Linked DNA regions of Mus musculus: region 1 is linked to region 2. Evidence: chromatin loops called from intact Hi-C (ENCODE). Cell type or tissue: gastrocnemius. All regions are shown on one strand. Links, peaks and the distances in the headings refer to the core of each region. The heading gives the core; the rest is flanking DNA. Region 1 overlaps Capn12 (calpain 12). Region 2 holds the start of n-TKctt24 (a tRNA gene).

The links. Hi-C counts contacts between places; a loop is a spot of excess contacts. Peaks named below come from ENCODE experiments on the same cell type or tissue, not always from the same donor. Only the 100,000 strongest peaks of a DNase experiment are listed, where the experiment ranks them.
Region 1: a loop joins it to region 2, with 2.2 times the contacts of the local background. A loop is called at or near these places in 2 of 42 quality-filtered maps.

The regions. Positions count from the first base shown.
Region 1 is chr7:28,891,074-28,896,418 of GRCm38, forward strand. It overlaps Capn12 (calpain 12), which reads left to right. Exons shown (of 21, transcript NM_001110807.1): 19 at 1,546-1,662; 20 at 1,750-1,808; 21 at 1,889-2,512. The coding sequence ends at 1,915. Actn4 (actinin alpha 4) reads right to left here. Exons shown (of 21, transcript NM_021895.3): 18 at 5,016-5,162; 19 at 4,359-4,439; 20 at 3,428-3,586; 21 at 2,175-3,314. The coding sequence ends at 3,156. Among named protein-coding and RNA genes, the nearest start is that of Gm44700, 4.8 kb to the left of the region's middle. In gastrocnemius, for the core only: a CTCF peak has its summit at 2,777 (motif pointing left); a DNase peak (open chromatin) is centred at 2,783; H3K27ac peaks cover 532 bases.
Region 2 is chr7:28,790,937-28,796,302 of GRCm38, forward strand. Rinl (Ras and Rab interactor-like) reads left to right here. Exons shown (of 12, transcript NM_177158.5): 4 at 1,301-1,403; 5 at 3,886-3,958; 6 at 4,042-4,106; 7 at 4,722-4,868; 8 at 4,955-5,366. n-TKctt24 (a tRNA gene) reads right to left here and starts at 3,124; the gene lies at 3,052-3,124. In gastrocnemius, for the core only: CTCF peaks have their summits at 2,066 (motif pointing left) and 3,140 (motif pointing right); no DNase peak of the experiment used is centred there; H3K4me3 peaks cover 200 bases; H3K27ac peaks cover 409 bases.

The sequences.
Region 1 (5,345 bases), core at 346-5,345, 100 kb after region 2:
ATAGGCTGTCCACAAGTGCCAGAGCCCATTTCCTTCCCTGGAGGCTCTGACTGCTTATCTGTGGCATGGCTAATGTGTAGTATGGCAAGGAGCCCACAAGATGCCACAGAACACCCCAGATACCCTAAAGCACCTTATGAGGCTACGGAGTTATACAACAGAGGATGAAAATCCCATCCTAAGCCATGGAGAAATGTATGTTAGGGTGGGATTATCGTGATTTCAGAAGACCGTCAGCTCCATGCCTCCATGGGTTCATCTGTGACCACTAAGTAGGAGCCGGGGCAGGCAGGCAGGGGGCGGCACGTAGGCTAGTGAGAGATGAGAGACTACAAGTATGAGACCTAGAATAGTGGCCAAGAACATGGAAGACAAGATCCCAAGGCAGAGTCCAAGGTGGGGGCCAGGGTGCTGAACTAAAGCAGTGGACACAGGACAGAGGGGAGGTCGGGAACTTACTCGATCATCCATCCATTCATCCCAGAGTGCCTGGTTGTTTTGGATAGGAGTCTGATAATAATGTTTGCCTGGGAATCTTCAGCAATTCTAAGAGGTTGACAGAGGGCTCCTGGGTCAGGAACTACTGCCATCTAGCCAGGTTTCCCTTCAGCCCTGGGCCAGCATAGACCAATACTCAGGGTACATGGACATCAGAGGGACACCGACCTGCCTCAGGCCACCTAGCTCTGGGCATGGTGTGCCTGGTGTTCGTGGGGGTGGGAGGGGCAGCATCTGTTGAATGAGCACACAAAGGTACAATACAAACTTGTACAGTTATCTTTGAGACTGTATGGGGCTCATGGAAGCTGGGAGGGACAAGTCCTTGGGCCTTAGGGCTTCTAGAAATCCATTGCATTGTGATTCTACAGCAGATGTGACAGAGCCAATGTCTAGACTTTAGGTGCGGCCTCAGAGGAAGAGTCACACAGTGGTACCCAGTCGGGGAGATAGTCCGTCAACCTCTGAAGGCGCAATCACAAAGCTGCACCTGTTGGCACCTTGAGAAGCAGCCTAAGCAACTTAAGTGTCACACTAACTTCCCAGAGGGCTGGGGTTGTAGCTCAACGGAGAGAGCATTTGCTTGGCCTATGCAAGGGCCCCGGGGTTCCACCCCCAACACTCCAAAACAGCCACAAAAGGCCCACATCAGTTGGAGAGTGCTCCTCAAGCGTGCTGGAGGCCCTGAGTTCTAGATCGAGTACCACATAAACCACAGGCTGAACTCTTGGCACCCGAGGAGGGGCAGGGGCCTCAGGAGCTGGTGACAGTCCTTGGCTATGTAGGAGTTAGAGGACAGCTTCTTTCAAACAGCACACAGGAATGCTGCGTAGGTAAGGAACTTTTACTTGCAACTCCAGTGTGAGGGCCAGAGTTCAGATCCCCAGCACCCACGTGAAGGGCAAGTGATCTCGGTGAGCCTCGGCCTCAGTAGAGAAAGGACTGAGGAAGACGCTCCCCATGTACGTGTGCCCACCCCCAACACTAAAATAAGCAGCACCACACGTGGATACTGTAAACACAATAAACAAGGCGGCCTCCTCGTAGGCTTCCACCTCAACAACCAGCTGACCCAGTCCCTCACTAGCCGCTACCGGGACAGCCGGCTCCGTGTGGACTTCGAGCGCTTCGTGTGCTGTGCAGCCCGGCTCACCTGCATCTTCCGTGAGTACTCCTGGCAGGCAGGGTAGGGTGTGGTGGGGTGTGCATCAGGGCTGGTGCTGCGTACTCACCCTGGCCTCTCCCACACAGGCCACTGCTGCCAACACCTGGATGGCGGCGAGGGGGTCGTCTGCCTGACCCACAAACAGGTGAGCTGGCCCGAGGGACAGTGTGGCTCTAGCACCATCCCAGGGCCTCTGCCTCAAGGGTATCTTTCTTTTCTCTTCAGTGGTCGGAGGTGGCTACCTTCTCATAGGTTTGAAGCTGAGGGAGGTCACCCTGCTGCCCGACTCACTGTCACAAAGGTGGTGGCTATGTAACCCTGGCCGGCCTCACAAGTGCTGGGATTACGAGCTGGAGCCATCCCAAACAGAACTGCCACCCTTCCTTTTGAAGCCTCTTCATGTCAGTCCCTGCTTAGAGAGGGGCACAACCCCCACACAGGCACTGGGCTGGTGGGCACTGCCAGCTCCTTGGGGCATGAACAGAGATGCAGGGAGAAGATGACACCAGAGTCCTTCTTAAAAATATTACATGTTTTATTCTCCCATCCCCAGAGGGTGGTTTATCCAGAAACCAAGAAAATAAAAATCAATCAGAATAAACTCAAGGGGGCGAGTGGAGAGAAACCCATTAACGACCAGGCAGGCAGGCCAGCAGCCTGCCTCCACCTCAGAAGGTCCCCAGAGACCTCTGCCCACCGCCACGAGGGGAAAATCAGGAGGGACTGGGGAGGGCATTGAATCAGCTATGTCTTCATTATGAGAGTGAGAGAGGTGGCAGAGATATGCAGCTAGATGGATATATATTTATATAATAAATCCGTAAGTTAATAAAGTAAATAGTAATTCTCTGGAAGGTCTTAAGTTTTTAAAGTTTTCTTTTTTTTTTTAAGTTTTTTTTTTCCTTTTTTTTTTTTTAAATGATTTTTTTGTTTGTTTCTGTTCCATTCTTTGTGTTTTGTTGGTTTTGGTCCTTAGAAAATCTGAGACTCAGAGGCCAGGTGGGCTGGGGCTGATTGCCCCGCAGCCACTCCTGAGGCAGAGAAGGGCTATGGCAGGTCCTCTGCTCCTGGGAGGAGCCACTGGAATCTGGTCCAGGGGAGCTGGGTGCCCTCTGCTGGACTTCTTAGGGCAGGCGGTTCCTGGACAAGGCACATGGGGCTTTGGCCTAGATGTGAGAGGCTTTGAAGGGGCCTCAGGGGCAGAGGGGACCTGGGATAGGAAGGTATCTCTGGGGCACAGGAGTCCGTTGTCCCCTCCAATCGGCTAAGAACCCACAGCACAGCGTATATATTTAGCAGACCAGAAATGCTGATTGCCAAGCCTCCCTCCCCTACAAGACTGAGAAAGAGAGGCCTGCCTAGCCCCTCCCTGCCTGACCCCCTAGAAGGACCACAAAGAGCTCTTTGCATAGATACAGAGTCAGGGTGGGGGCAGGGCTCCTCAGCCCCTCCGGGAGGCCAAGGGAGTCTCTGTTCAGGGTGGCCAAGGGCCTCACAGGTCGCTCTCCCCATAGAGGGCTGTGGAGAAGGACTTGTAGTCAAGGGCGCCAGGAGCAGCATCAGGCCCCTGGTAGGGTGCCATGCGGGCGATGCAGTACTCGGCCTGGTCGGGGGGCAGCTCTCTCCGCAGTTCCTCAGCAGTGATGAAGTTCTAGGGGCATAAACAGGACTCTGAGCCACTGTGTCTTACCCACTTGACCTAGTACCCAGTGCTGGCTCAAGTTTTGGCTACCGGCCGCCAATGCTTCTGTGGGTCGTGCTTACCTTGTCTCCTGCCAGGACCTTGAAGGAGGCGATGACCTGATCAGCTGTGTCTGTGTCTGTGGTCTCCCTTGACATGAAGTCAATGAAGGCTTGGAAGGTCACGAGGCCACTATGGTTGGGATCAACCACACTCATGATCCGGTTGAACTCAGCATCACCCTGTGGGGAGGGGGAAAGGGAGAGGACATAGTACTTAGTGGAGCTGCTTACAGATTCAGTTTTGGAAGAATTCAAAGACAGAAATGCTGCCAAATAGTGCCAGCCTTGGGAGTTTGTCCCTTGGCCTCCTCCCCCCAAGTCTGGGGGAGCAGGGGGTGAGGTTCACTTTCCCAGCTTTGGTGGGTGGGGAAAGAAAATGAGAAACAGAAAGAGAAGGGAGAGAGCTGGAAGACTGTTCCCTGGATACTTGCAGGAAGAGGTTGGTTTTTCGGGGGTGGGGTGGAGGGTGTCCACTGGAAGGACCCCAGCCTCGAGTGCAGCAGAGCAGCGGAGGCAGGCAAGGCTATGTTGCACTGGAGTTGGAGGAGTGAGTGTCCCCAGGAAGATAGGCAAGCTCGGGAGGGAGTGAGGGGGCTGGGGAAGGAGGAGGAGCAGAGGCAGGGGAGGCAGAGGCAGCATACCAGGCTGTATCCTGTGGAGATAAGCAGGGCCCTGAAGTCATCTGAGTCCATGCTGCCTGTCTGCTTCTGCTCCCAGGACGCAGGCATAGCAGAGGCCAGGCCCAGATTAGGCCCCATGTGCACAGCGGACAGACAGGACAATGGAGAAGCAAGGAGACAGGAGGCCCAGAGACCAGGTAAGGGGTGAAGTGTCCAGAGACATGAGGGAGGAGAGGCAAGAGAGCCAGGAGACAGCACAGGATGCCAGGGGTGAAGAGGAGAGAAAGAGAAGAGCAGTTAATGTCGGTCTGCTGGGGCCGTGGTTCGCGTACCTGCCGGTCATTCTCCACGTCATAGCCCAGGCTGATGAGGCAGGCCTTGAATTCCTCAGGCCCCAGTGCCCCGCCATGGTCCTACCGGGGGCCATCGAAGGCAGGCGTACAGGGTGATGCAGGGGCCGGGCCACATGCAGTGGACAGGGGAGGAAGACACAGGGGGAAGGGAAACACACAGTTAGAGGCGATGCAGACAAGGTGGTGGCCAGGGACTGGTGGGGCAGAGAGGTCTTCATGGCCTCAGTAGGGGTCCAGTGGGCAGCATGGAGGACCAAGTCCAGGGCTCAAAGATAGAGGGGACCTTTCCCTGTCTTCAGTGTTTACAGGACAGGGTAAGAGGCTGCACACTGGTACTCACAGAAGTTGAGTGGCTGTGGTACTGGGTGAAAGGAGATCTGGAGACAATCAAACTCAACACTCAGAATTCCTCTCAAGAGGTTACCAGTCTAGATCCAAATTTTAAAAACTCTGAGAGTCCTGGAACCTGTGCCCACCTGGCCTTGTGTGTACTCTGGGGTCCTGCCCATCATGAGGACAGTGGATGGAATGGATGGATGGATGGGTGCAGATGGAGAGGGTACGAAGGGACATACAATGAGGGAGACAAAAGGCAATGCTATGCCAGTGGGGTGGGGTAGGGTAGGGTGAGGTTACCTTGTCAAAATGGTTGAAGGATGCCCGGAACTCCTGCATCTGCTCCTGGCTGATACCCTTGGCATCTCGGGTGAGGATCTGGTTTTCCACCTCATTGATGGTGCGGGCAATGGTCGTGAGCAGCTGCTCCCAGCCCACACGGATATGCTGAGGGAGGAAGAGGGCGTGACTGGATGGACGGGTGGCTGTCAACAAATAAGGTCTGGGGGAGAAGGGGCTCCGTATCTCACCAACTGACAAGGGACACAGGACTTTTGCCAATTATGCGCCTCACTTACTCAGATGAGCAAGGGCCAAGGAGCTTGGGTCATATGACAACTCTTTACAATT
Region 2 (5,366 bases), core at 151-5,150:
TTTGCCTTTACAGCCCCCGAGTATGAATGTTAGAGGGGTGTGTGTGTGTGTGTGTGTGTGTGTGTGTGTGTGTGTGTGTGGCCACACCTAGCATGTGCAGTACTAGGGATGGTTGAGCCCAGTGTTCCATGCACTGAAGGCAGGCGCGCTTCCAGCTGAGCTAAATCTCCAGGCCTGTTCTGTAAGGACATCAACAAATGTATTTGTCTTTCCAATAGCAAGGCACCTGGCAGCTGGAGTTTAGCAGCTCAGTGACATCAGGGCTGGCTATTCTCGGAGCTTTCTTCATTTCACCTGGGGTCTGGCCCTGGTCTATGATATGTGTATCCTAGGCAGGAAGAAAGGAGGTGCCAGGTGTCTTGTGCCTCTGACCCGAGGAAGAACGCATGCCAAGGACTGGAGAGCCAGGCTTTAAAAGCTCACTTAGGGAGTGGGGGAGGCTGGACAGATGGCTCAGTGGTTAAGAGCAATGTCCGCTCTTCCAGAGGTCCTGAGTTCAATTCCCAGAAACCACATGGTTGCTCATTACCATCTATACTGGGATTAGATGCCCTCTTCTGGCATGGAGGTGTACATGTAGATAGAACACTCATATGCATAAAATAAATAATTAAATCTTTAAAAAACAACAAACAAAAATACCTCACTTGGAGCCTGGCAGTGCTCCTAGCATTTGAGAGGCAGAGGCAGGCAGATCTCTGAGTTCAAGGCCAGCCTGGTCTACACAGTGAGTTCCAGGACAGCCAGGACCTGTTTGGGGGGGGGGGGGGAGAAAAATCAAACAAAATAAAGCTCACTTGGGAGTTATGTGGTAAAGCCAAGCCAGCACTGAGTACATTTACCTGAGCCAATATCACTGTGTAATCAGACTATTCTTGAACCCATTATCCTCCAGCCTCAGCTTCCAGAATGCTGGAATCACAGCTGTGTGCCTCCAAGCCCAGATGTTAATCATTTCCTGTAGCTCAGCACACTATGGCCTTGAACAAGACATTCCTCAGGGCTGTGCCTAGTGGCTCACCAGGAGTCAGAGGCAGGAGGATCAAGAGTACAAAGATAGTTTTTGCATATCAGATATTTCTATTACAGTTCATAAGAGTAGCAAAATTAGAGTTATGAAGCAGCAACAAAAGTAATTTTATGGTTGGGGGGTCACCACTGTCCCTCAATGGTATTAAAGGGTCACAGCTTAGAAAGGTTGAGGACCACCCCTTAAAGCGAAGTGTCAGCAAGCAGGCAGAAAGAAACATCTGCGCATTCCTGCATGGAGCTGATCTCTGCCCTGGCCCCTCTTCTCCAGAGCTTCCTGGTCATCGGACATGAGCCTGGCCAGGTCCTGATGTTGAAGGCAGGACCTTCTTCAGGAGATATCAACACCTATCAAATTCAGAGGTTTCCTGGAGGTGAGGAACCTGCCCTGGGTTTTCAGTCCACACAGCAAATGGGCTGAGAGCTATCTGCTTTGATCCCCAAATATCTCTTGAGTCTCCCCAGTCCCACATGCCTCCATCACTGAGTCTGAGCTAGCCCAGCATTTCCTGCCCAGACCACTGCAGTAGTCTCCTCCCCTGATGTCTCTGCAGCTCCCTTTGCTCTTGAAACCCTTGCTGAGCACAGCAAAGAGGTGTGTTCACACATGGGCTTCCTGTGGTCCAACCCTCCCCCAAACCCTGGAGGTGTTTGGTAACGTCCCTGAATGCCAAGTTAGGTGGCCATCGTGAGCTACAGTGCTGTCTGATTCAGCTTGCTTCTGCCCCTCCGTTTGCTTCAGGCCCACACTCACTGCCAAGCCCCGTTGCTCTCCTCTCTGTTCCCGCTAACCCAGCTGCAAGATGTCGCTACTGTCTGTCCTTCCTGCCGGAGCGTTCTTCCTTGAGTGGTTGACTTAAGTCTCCATCCTTGAGAACCTCCATAAGAAGATAACCTGTGTTGATTCGAGAATTCAAGGACTGGAGCTGGAGTGCTGGACCCATCTTCCAGAGTCCCAGCACTCATGTGACATGGCTCGAACCCCACCTGTAACTCCAGTCCCAGGGAATCTAGTGCCCTCTTCTGTCCTCTGTGGGCATTAATATACCACACGGACACGGGCAGACAAAACAACCATACATATAAATAGAATTTTTTTTTTTTTTTTTTTTTTTTTTGGTTTTTCAAGACAGGGTTTCTCTGTATAGCTCTGGCTGTCCTGGAACTCACTTTGTAGACCAGGCTGGCCTCGAACTCAGAAATCCGCCTGCCTCTGCCTCCCAAGTGCTGGGATTAAAGGCGTGCGCCACCACCGCCCGGCTGGAATAATTTTAATATAATAAAAAGAAGAGTTTTAGTCTAGCCTGGGCTACATATACAAAAGCAAAAGGAAGCCTGGTGTGGTGGCTCAGGACTGTATTCTCACGCAGAAAGATTGCCATGTGTTTTGAAGCCAATCTGGGCCACACAGTGAGATCCAGGCCAGCAGATCTCAGTGGATCTGGGGGACATCCCAGGTGTGCAGGGGGCATCACTGCCCCTAGGATCCAGGGATGGTTGCTTTTAGGTTTATTTATTTACTCTGTGTATATGAATACATCATAGCTGTCTTCAGACACACCAGAAGAGGGCATTGGGTCCCTTTATGGAGAGTTTTGAGCCACCATGTGGTTGCTGGGAATTGAACTCAAGACCTCTAGAAGAACAGTCAGTGCTCTTTTTTAAAGAAATATTTATTTATTTATTATATGTAAATACACTGTAGCTGTCTTCAGACACTCCAGAAGAGGGTATCAGATTTCGTTATGGATGGTTGTGAGCCACCATGTGGTTGCTGGGATTTGAACTCAGGACCTTAGGAACCTTAGTCGGTGCTCTTAACCTCTTAAGACCTTAGTCAGTGCTCTTAACTGCTGAGCCATCTCACCAGCCCCCCCCCCCCTTTTTTTTTAAAGGATGGCTTCCCTACTGAGCCCACTTCATTTTTACTTGGTTTATTTTTATTCCCTTTGAGGAAAGAAATTCTTGTGTTGACTGAGGTTTTTGCTCTTCCCTTATTCAAACACAAAAGAACCATCTTTCCGCCTGAACAGGGACTTGAACCCTGGACCCTCAGATTAAAAGTCTGATGCTCTACCGACTGAGCTATCCAGGCTCTTCAGTCAGTGCTCTTAACCACAAGAGGGTGCTCTCCAGCCCCAAAGAGGTGATCTTATCCCCTCCTACCACAACTGCCTTCTCCCCCTCCTCTTCCTCCTCCTCTTCTTTAGGGCTTTTCTTTCTTTCCTTCTCTCTTTCTCTCTCTCTTTCTCTTTCTTTCTTTCTTTCTTTCTTTCTTTCTTTCTTTCTTTCTTTCTTACTTTCTTTTTCTCTCTCTTTCTTTCTTTCTTTCTTTCTTTCTTTCTTTCTTTCTTTCTTTCTTTCTTTCTTTCTTTTTCTTTCTTTTTGTTTTTTGAGACACGGTTTCTCTGTATAGCCCTGGCTGTCCTGGAACTCACTTTGTAGACCAGGCTGGCCTCGAACTCAGAAATCTGCCTGCTTCTGCCTCCCGAGTGCTGGGATTAAAGGCGTGTGCCACCACGCCCAGCCTTTATGGCTTTTCAAGACAGGGTTTTTCTGTGTAGCCCTGGCTATCCTGAAACTCATTCTGTAGACCAGGCTGGCCTATGAGAAACAGTGAGACAGTGTTTCAACAAAACAACAACAACAAAAACTGAAAACATTTTTGATGAGTTAACTTATTTGGTGTCAGAACATCGAGAGAGAAAATGACGTCAACTCCCAGTGGTGGAAACAACCTGTCTCTGAGGGAGGAGTATGGGGATGGGGAGTAGGAGTGTGGGGAGGCTGGGCCACAGGGTAGGGTGAGGTGTGCAGTGGCCACCCTGTAACTCCCCTTTCTCTTCCCCTCACCAGGTGTGTCCCTGGAATCCTCCAACCTCTGCATGCCCGACTGTCCCCATCTCCTGGCCTTTCTGTCAGCCAGCAGGTACAGGTCATCTGGCAGAGGGACATGGGACCTTCTGCCTGAGATACCCATCCATACCAAGGCTTCCCTCTCTCTTAACTCAGGGACGTTTTGCCAAGGACCCTGCTCTTGCCCACGCCTACTGTGGGGGCTGGAGATAATCACTCAGGTGAGGTCCACTGCTCCAGGAAGGAGAGCCCAACCTGCCTCTTTGTGGTCCAGAGAGACTGGATCTAAAGGACCAGATAACTAACTGGGTTTGAAAGAAGCTGGGAGTGGGGCAAGAATGAAAAGAAGCTGCGGTGGTGGCCCACGCCTTTAGTCCCAGCACCCAGGAGGCAGAGGCAGGTGGATTTCTGTGAGTTCGAGGACAGCCTAGTCTACAGAGTGAGCTCCAAGACAGAGAAACCCTGTCTTGAGAAACCATAAAGAAGAGGAGGGAAAGGAGGAAGGGGGGGGGGGAGTGGAGGAGGAGGAGGAGGGGGAAGAGGAGGAAGAAGAGGAGGAAGAGGAGGAGGAGGGAGGAGGAGGAAGATGAGGAGGAGGAGAAGGAGGAGGAGGAGAAGGAGGAGGAGGAGGAGAAGGAGGTATCTGCAGGGTCAGCTGTGATTGGAGGGGATAAGATCGATCCTGGGATCTAACAGGAGGGCCTGGGAGCTGGGGGTGGGGGAGGGGTGGGAGTGGGACTGCATTCTTGGTCTTAAGTGAGGAAGGATGATGGGAATGAAGTCTCCTGGTGCCCCCTATATACCTGGGACACCTTGTCTCTTCCGCTGACCCTCAGATCCCCATCGGCTTGGCTGCATCCAGGTGGACACCTCAGGGAGGGTGCTGTCTGTAGTGAACCAGCTCTACCTGGAGACACATGGAGGCTGGGGAACAGAGACTCCACAGCAAACAGAGCCAGAGACTGGACAGAAATACAGTCTAGGTTGGCTGGGCGGGGCCCGGGGACCTTGAGAGATGAGGGAATGGATGAACGGCACTGTAATAAGCCAACCTGCGTCTCCCATCCAGCCCCCAGGAAGCCCACCCCACACCGGGTCTCCTGGGTGGAAGACCCTTTGAGACCGGAAGCTCACCATACTGGACAGGAAGTGCATCATCCTGGAGCAGACGCTCACTCCCTTGGGTCGGAAGTGCACTTTTCCTGTCCTGCTCTAGAAGAGGAGGAAGTGAACAACGACTGCTACAAAGATGAAGACGAGGAAGGTTGCGAGGATATGCTCACTGCCCACATCCGTGCTCTGGCCAGGACCCGGAGCAGCTATGTAGCCAGGCAGTACCGATGCCTTCGGGCACGCCTCATCTCAGATTCTGGAAATCCCTACAGCCCAGGGGACCCGGCCACAGAGCTGCTTCAGGATGTGCGCCAGCTCCTCACTGACCTCCAGAATTACCTGGCAAAAGACCCCGACGTCAGAGCTGT